Linked DNA regions of Homo sapiens: region 2 is linked to region 1. The links are chromatin contacts, found by Hi-C or POLR2A ChIA-PET in ENCODE. All regions are on one chromosome and are shown on one strand. The core of a region is the stretch at or near the end of the contact, and the rest is flanking DNA. Distances in the headings are between cores, read along the strand shown. Region 1 overlaps VWC2L (von Willebrand factor C domain containing 2 like). Region 2 overlaps VWC2L (von Willebrand factor C domain containing 2 like).

Region 1 (4,273 bases), core at 1,150-3,649:
TCCTCAAAAGTCTCTTCAGCGATGCCCCCTCCTCACTCTCACACACATTCTGACCCCCTCTAATAACTTTGATCTTGCAGAGGACCCCAAGGATCATGGGAGAGGTCACTCCCTTTGTAAATTCTCCACATGGGTGAGATCATCTCAAACTAATTTTGTTACCATGATATCATGTCATTTATAAATGATGAAGCAAACTTCCCATCCTAATATCTTTTACAGGTATATTCATGGTAAATGGACAATCCTTTCCATAAAAATATCTTATTTTTTGATAGTCATAGTGTTTATCTTTTTAATGACCACAAAATTTTTACTTCATTTATTCTCCCTATTTATCTATTTGTGCCCTGTTGTTGGACTTTTGGACTATAAAACTTTGAATTTTTATCTCTTTTTGTACCCATCAAAAAGAAGCAATCAAAATATAAAATCTACTAACAGGTCCACTTTCTCAAGGAATTGACTGTTCCTAAATTTTTAAAAATAATCTGAACCAGGCATGGTAGCTTACGCCTGTTATCCCAGCAGTTTGGGAGGCTGAGGCAGGCGGATCACCTGAGGTCAAGCGTTCAAGACCAGCCTGGCCAACATGATGAAACCCCATCTCTACTAAAAATATAAAAATTAGCTGGGTATGGTGGCGGGTGCCTGTAATCCCAGCTATTCAGGAGGCTGAGGTAGGAGAATCGCTTGAATCCGCAGTGAGCTGAGATCGTGCCATTGCCCTCCAGCCTGAGCAAGAAGAGTGAGACTCTGTCTCAAAATAATAATAATCTGGATATAGAGCAAGAAGAAAGAACATTCAATCTAATAAGATTGTATTAGTTTTTAATACTTCACTGCACTTGGCCCTCTCTATCTGTGGTTCCGCATCCATGGATTCAACCAATGATGATTGAAAATGTAGTTAATCCTAGGATGGTTGTGTCATTAATGAACATGTACAGACTTTTTTCTTGTAATTACTTTCTAAATAATGTAGTATAACAACTACTTACACAGAATTTACGTTGTATTACATATTATAAGTAATATAGAGATTATTTAAAGTATATGGGAGGATGTGAGTAGGCTATATGCAAATATTACGTATACCATTTCACATAAGCACTTGAGCATCTGCAGATTTTTATATCCTTGGGGATTCTGGAACTAATGCCCTGTGTATACTAAAGGGCAAATGAATTTTTAAAAAATTCTTACTAATTCCTGATATTGTATGGTAATAAAAGAGATAATGTGAATTAACAAAACTAGAAAAAACCTAAAGTCCCAGATGTTTGTGATATGTTTTAAAGTTATGGTTGACTAAAAGCAAAGATGATTAAGTTTCCATGTCTGCATGATATTGGAAGATGAATGGACAATTACTTGATATGGATTCAATACATTCAGAATGGCTCTCTAATTGTAAAATGAAAGGAGATATGTTAGCATTCAGGTTCATCTGCGAATATTAGAAAAGCCCAAAGAATCACGCTCAGTTTAGAAATATCTATCTCTTGCACATTCAAGAAATCTAGAATAAATCAGTCCAGGGCTAGTGTAGCACTTCTTGGTGTCAGGGACCCAGGCTCCTTTCATCTTATTAGTCCACTAGACATGGTTTTCATTCTGGGGATAACTTCATGATCCAAGATGGCTACTGGAACATGAGTTATTACATCTGCACTCCAAGCTCCAGGAAGGAGCTTGGAAAATAGGCACACTCCCTTCCTTAAAGTACATCCCATTTGTCTACATCCCCCTGGACAGAAATCAGTCCCATGACCACACCTAACAGAATAAAAGGCTGAAAAAGTCTTCTTTATTCAGAGGTCCATATGCCAAGCCAAAAAAAAAAAAAAAAAAAAAAAAGGTAGATGTATTTCTGATGAAGAAAGAAAGAATGGATTTTGGAGGACAACTAGTAATCTCTGCTGCAAAAGATGAAGTGATTTGTTTACTATTATAACCTAAAGCCAAACTGAGCTAAAGTACTGAGCTAAGTGGGAAGAAGACTGTAGGGGCAGAGAAATGCAAACCTCCAAAGAAAAAAAATCAGCTTAGAAAATGGCAATAGGGATTCACCATAATAACACCAATGTCCTTCTCTGTCTACCTCCCTTTTCAATGTGACTCTGCTTTTCCCATTAAACAGAGGTGGAGTCGATTTCTCCACTCCCCAAAACTGGGCTGGCTATGAATTGCTTTGACAAATAGATTGCAGCAGAAATGATGTTGGGAGGCTTCTGAGGCTAAGCCTTAACAGATCTTACAGCTTCTGTTTTCATCATCTTGCAACACTCCTACCATTATGTAAGGAAGTCCAGGCTAGACTACTGAATTATGAGAGACTATGTGGAGAAAAAGGCTCAGCTGACAGCTAGGACTGGGATCTCAGACTCGTGAATGAGGCTATTTTTAGATGTTCTTGAAATCTGAGCTCTTTAGGTCTGAGCTGACAGCTGACTGAAGCCTTGTGAGTGAGCTCAAAAAAGACCAAAAGAATAACTGTCCAGTCAACCCCCAGAACTATGAGAAAGAACTAATCATTGTTGTTTAAACCCAGCAAGATTTGGTGTGGTTATACAGCAATACACAACTGATACATGGATATATTTTTAAGTAACCACAAATAATAGTTTGACATCTGATGTACCTAAAGATGCTGGTTTTTAAATTTTACACAAATTCTATAGTCCTGATGTTAAGCTGCATTACAAATACTGAAATATTGACTTACATTCTAATTTTGTAATATGATAGCATTGATCCCATCAAGTTTGCTCTTTTGAAGACATCACAAATACTTTATTGTATTCTTGAAAATAAAAATAACAGAAAGGTTTGTGTTCATTTAAGATGCCACTTCCCAGATACTGGTGCCTAGTATAATTTTGTAAATGTTCTTAGTTAACAGGGGAAAAGAAATGTTCAATACAAGGAAGACAATGCAATTAACGGAGAAAATAAAATATTGCTCAAAGCAAACCAACCCCTGATTTTAAAGCACATATTCCACTAAGGCAGACAGTATCATGATCTGGGATACTGATGATTGAAACATTGGCAAAAATATACGAAAATAAATGCAGCCACACTAAACATGGCAGAATAACTAAAATGAACAGTCGCAATAGGTCTAAAAACCAAATAGGAGTCTATGTACTCACAACCTTAAGAAAAGTGTTATTTGCCATAGGCCTTCATGCTCTTCGGTGCTCACCAATAGCATCTGATAGTATGCAGAAAAAAGATTTTTAATAATTCTAATGTGGATAAAGAAAATGTAAAGCAACAAGCTTCCTCCTAAAACACGCTACTCAATTCCTCCTCCCTCATAATGCCTTCTTGAGCCTGTGAACCATCCTTTCCATTACTGACCCCAGTACCAGCATGGAGAAAATTTTTTCTGTCTCTCCAAACTGGTAAAATATATATATACACATACACACATATATACGTGTATGTATGTATGTATGTATATATATGTGTGTATGTATATGTGTGTATCTATATATATACACACACACACACACATATATATATATATCTCTCCAAACTGGTAAACAAATATATATATTTACCAGTTTGAAGAGAGAGAAAAAAATTTAATATTAAAAGTTAATAAATAAATATATATATATATATTTTTTTTTCTTTAATGGCCAGGCACTGTGGTATAACACCTATAATCCCAGCTACTTGGGAGGCTGTTTAGCCTGGGCAACACAGTGAAACTGCATCTCAAAAAAATAATAATAATAAGGTTTATTTAACATCAATTTCAGTCTACTTGATAGCCAGTTTGATGTTTGAATTTTTCCCCCTATTTCTCCCTAAGACCTATTGTCCTGGATTCTGAGCATCTGCCCCATTCGAGGGGGCGGGGCAGAAGTGTCAAAAGACCATTTGTTCTAAGAGTACTTGTGTGCAGTCTCTCAACCCATTCCTGGTAGCAAAGCAGCTACCCCTTCCTCCCTCTCCTTTGACCACCAGCAGCAGTTTGCAGGCAGTGAGCTTGCAATCAATATACTCTCCTTCTGCTAATATCCCTATCATATGAATGAGGAGGCTTGAAATGTGACATTCTAATTGACTGGTTGTTTAGCATGTCATGTAAACAGAACCTAAGTACTTCAGTTGAAACTAGCATTTCTGGTCACAGAGCCTGAGTTTTCAGCCCTACACCTTACTACTGTCTGGCCTAGATGGAGTGCAAACTAAGAGTACCAGCTACCACTACAATGTCCATGATGGCAAATAGATGGAGAGCAGGCAAATAGAC
Region 2 (4,044 bases), core at 918-3,417, 62 kb after region 1:
GCTGCCTCATTGCTCCATGCAGTCTTGTGTCATTGATTAGCATGCTTCTGGGCATAGAATAGGAACTCAAACATTTGTCAAAGAAATGATTGAATGAACTTAAAATTTGTAATGGAAGCCTAGAAATAATTGTTTGGGTAGTGCATGGATGAAAATGGCAGCATGCAGTGTGATGAAGACTTGAGTTTGGGCTAGGGTAGTTTTCATTTTGCATTCTCGCTCTGCCACACGTTAGGTAGGACCTTGGGCAATCACTCAACCCCAACGAACCATGGTTTTCCCATCTCTAAAACTGGGACTAAGACAATTAGCATGTACGAGACTCAGCTCTGTGCCTGACAACTAGCACATACACAATCACAGAGCTTTTGTTTATTTCATAGTAATCAGATAATGCATTTACACTAGTAACCTGGAGATTTTAATCTGAGTCACTAAAACATATATTCTAGGTGAATTTTAGATAGCATTAGAGTTCTGGGGAAGAGTAAACACTGTTTACTGTTTTTTTTTTTCCCAGAGGTAAAAGTGTTGACTCTAATTCAGAATAATAAACAGCCACCAGAAGGGAAGTTCACCTGCTGAAGAGCTGCTGTTGTTTATTTTTGATCACGTGGATGAGGTCATTCATTATCGGACAGCATTGGCTCCCTGAGTGAATATAATGCTGATGACAGTCTGCCTGGCTGTAATGGCTTCCTCTTATTTTAGGTGGCTCTCACCACTAGATTATTAACACAGTTCCTTCGGCTTGTCCTTGTGTGCAGTGCAGTAAAATTTTGGGAAAACAAGCTATGCTCACTGGGGACTATTTGCATCTGATCATGTATACACAAACCCACCAAGCTCTCAGACAGCTTGGAAGATGACATAAACACCTCCAAAACCCACCAGGATCGCATTCCCTCTCAGGTGCCTGATACCAGCTGTTGTGCCTGTCTGGGGACTGAGATTGCCAACTGCCTGTCTTCCACGCTTGCAGCATCAGTGAGCAATCATTGCTGCTGACAAGACTTGGATGGTCCTAACACGGAGGTGGGAGCAAAGTTGAAGCAACTGAAAGCTTCTCCTGCTGCTGCCTGGCTCAGATCCACCCTGACATCATTCATAAATGTGCAGTTAATGCAAGATGCAGATGCTGGTGTTACAGCTGCCAAGGCCGACAGAATTCCTATTTTAGCTACTGTCCACCACGCAGTGACGGGGTGCCCTAGGCAAGTGAAAATTGCTGCAGGCAGCGGTCAAAACAAGCTCCCTGCATCTTATTATCCCACTAGTATGCCTCTCCTGTGCCCTTTCCAATCTTTCAACCTTCACACTCTCTCCGCCTTTCCTACTCCAGGGATAAATTTATCCCAGGGGTGGTTAAAGCTAATGGCTGTACAATTTTCATACACTTTCATCAAAGACATATTTATATAAACCTCCACATTACTGAAACTTGTGCACAGTTTAGAAATCATGAGCCAAATTAGGGTTCATTCATTCAAGCAAATATTTATTGCACACCTCCTCTGTATTAGATTGTCACTGTATCATACTAATGCCTTTTCCTTGCAACAACTATGAGAACAGTTTCTGATAGTTCTCATGAAAAAATCTTAATCCTGCTCATAGAATTACTCACACCTCAAGGAATGTAACATTCAGTTTACATATTTTCTCTGGCAGATACTCAGTGGCAATAGCAACCTAATGACAGCATCTCTTTTAGGTCAATATGAAAAGTTGACTTCTAAGTTTGAGTACTAACCTCCCATTCTGATACACCCTGCTTCCCCCCAGAATTCTTAAGTTGAATAGAAATGGTTTCATTAACACATGTTCAAACGTAACTTTCAACCTAGCCAAGATTTAATTCATTTTTGAGGCCTCTCAATTCTCCATAGAGTGTTTACCTTTAAATATATTTGGTTTAATCATATAAAACTTATTACGTATAGTAACATCAGTTTCACATGAATGAAATTCAACTGGATAGGAATTATAGGGAAAAGCTAATTCTATTTTGCAATTTGTTTTGAAAGTCAACCAAGATAATCTAATCAATATCGTCAAGTTTTTATCTTCACATTTCATAAACAGAGTTTTTTTGAAGATAGTTATCAAATATAATAGTCAATGAAAAGTATTGTTTTACCTAGAGCACATTCCAGAAGAACAAGCCATGTGGTATTTGCTCTGAGAAAACTTATAGATTAGTCATCCTCTAGCTGAATATGCTGACCAAAGAAAGGAAGAGAAAGAAAAAAAAAAAAGACTAAGAGAGGAAAATGAAGATGGCTGGCAAGGTCCCTCAGCTTAATTGAATAAACAATGGAATTCCAAACAGCATCCTATATGCCCTCTCAAAGCCAAACTGGTTTGGTTGATTCTAAAGTGCTAAGTGGCTCCTACAGGGCATATCACAGTTCTGGCTTTTGGCCAGATCTGCCAAATGGCTTCACTTTCATTTTGTCGCCAGGTAAGGGAAAACCTAAAGCCTTTATGATGTACCCAGAAGTATGTTTACTTGCCAATATCATGTCTATGAAGATCAGAAGGATCTATAGCGCTTTGCAAGTTACAGGAATGTTTTCTCTCTTACGATTGTACTTGGCTATTCTGCAACCCTATGGGGACAAAAACACAGAAATAGTATTGTTATCTCTGCCTAAAAGTGAGAAATTAAGACTCAGAAAGATCACACATCTGATAAGACACAGACTCAAAACTAGAATCCATGGCTTCTGATTCCAAGTTATTTGCTCTGTGTTTGTGAAAAGGGGAAAGGGAGTGACTCCAGGAATGGATTGCCGTGCCATATTCCTAGCATTCTGAATTCTCTGGGCATTTATCTGTACAGGTATAGATTAGAGAGCCCTGTTGTAATAGAGGTGTATCCTCAGAGCTGCTGATTCATTTGTTTAGCTAGAACCAAGTACTGTGAGAAGATGTGACTTGTAAAGCCTTCAAGAAAGTAGTAGCCGGCCACTGATAAGTAGCAAGTTGGAGCTGCTCACCCAAACTGGTCAACACAGCCTGTCTTCTATGACTTAGAAATTCCTTAGGCCTGGAGGTCTTTCAGGAACATACCCCGTACTCCTGACTGTCCTTCCCAGAACATTGTAGCCTAAGGACTGGTACGCTTGTTACTCCCTGATATAGGATGCCATCCTCATTATAGGATGGAGAGTCTCCAGCCAAAACTTGGTAACCAAACAAGTGATTGAATAATGGCGAATGGCACACAGGTTTTGAAATGAGCCTTGGGAAAGTCTCTTCCCCCCTCTGAGTTCCAATTTGTTTTCTATAATAGGGGACACTACTATGTTTATTGCAAATATGATGAGATGATTACAAAAGGTTAATGGAGTGATCTCTTCTATTATGCTATAGGGTATTCTACACCCTATACCAACCCTACGAGGTAGATGCTATTATTGTCCCATTTTGCAGATGAAGAAAACTACAGCATAGAGAAGTTAAGTAAGTTGGCAAAGTAACTTACTATGTAGCTAGTAAGTACAAAAACTAAGATTTGAATGAAAGGTCCCAAATTTACTCTGCTATGTTGTTTCCCAATTATCCTGATTTTTCACATATTCCATACCACTTAAACTACAAAGTCTTTTAGGTTACTTTGGAAAGCAGTGTCTAAAATCTCAATCTCCAGAAATTCATTGCTAAATGCATCCACTAGCAATTATAGGAAAACTACCATGAAAAGCAATATGATGCATATAAAACTTCGAAGGATTATAAAATAAAAGGGCAAAGTAGTAATATAGTCAAAGTGGATAAAAATATTTTGCAAATAGAGAAATATTTAAAATAGAAAAAAATCTACAAGGTACTTTAGGAGCACTGACATGTGTTATATCCGCGTGCACCCTCCATTTAAAAGCCACTGTTATTCATTGTTCATCTTTAAGTACTCTTTGCCAACACACTGAATATCAGCCCTAAACAAACTGCTCTAGAAAATATGGAATTACACATGGCTGTTGCTTTTTGGATTCATGACACAAATTTTTTTAACCAAATATGAGAGTAACACATGGT

The links. A loop is a pair of places that touch in the nucleus more often than their neighbours do. ChIA-PET counts read pairs that join two places held with the same protein, here RNA polymerase II (POLR2A).
Region 2: a loop to region 1 is called in a map of posterior cingulate gyrus, with 2.3 times the contacts of the local background. The contact joins two enhancer-like sites. A Hi-C loop is called at or near these places in 1 of 168 maps with a recorded cell type or tissue (posterior cingulate gyrus). POLR2A ChIA-PET finds 5 or more read pairs at or near these places in 1 of 52 experiments (OCI-LY7).

The regions. Positions count from the first base shown.
Region 1 is chr2:214,479,029-214,483,301 of GRCh38, forward strand. All of the region lies in intron 3 of VWC2L (von Willebrand factor C domain containing 2 like), which reads left to right. Among named protein-coding and RNA genes, the nearest start is that of VWC2L-IT1, 29 kb to the right of the region's middle. Within about 2 kb of position 2,400, at least 2 of the 41 ENCODE cell types and tissues checked have a DNase peak (open chromatin) inside an H3K27ac peak, as active enhancers do.
Region 2 is chr2:214,541,409-214,545,452 of GRCh38, forward strand. All of the region lies in intron 3 of VWC2L (von Willebrand factor C domain containing 2 like), which reads left to right. Among named protein-coding and RNA genes, the nearest start is that of VWC2L-IT1, 33 kb to the left of the region's middle. Within about 2 kb of position 2,168, at least 2 of the 41 ENCODE cell types and tissues checked have a DNase peak (open chromatin) inside an H3K27ac peak, as active enhancers do.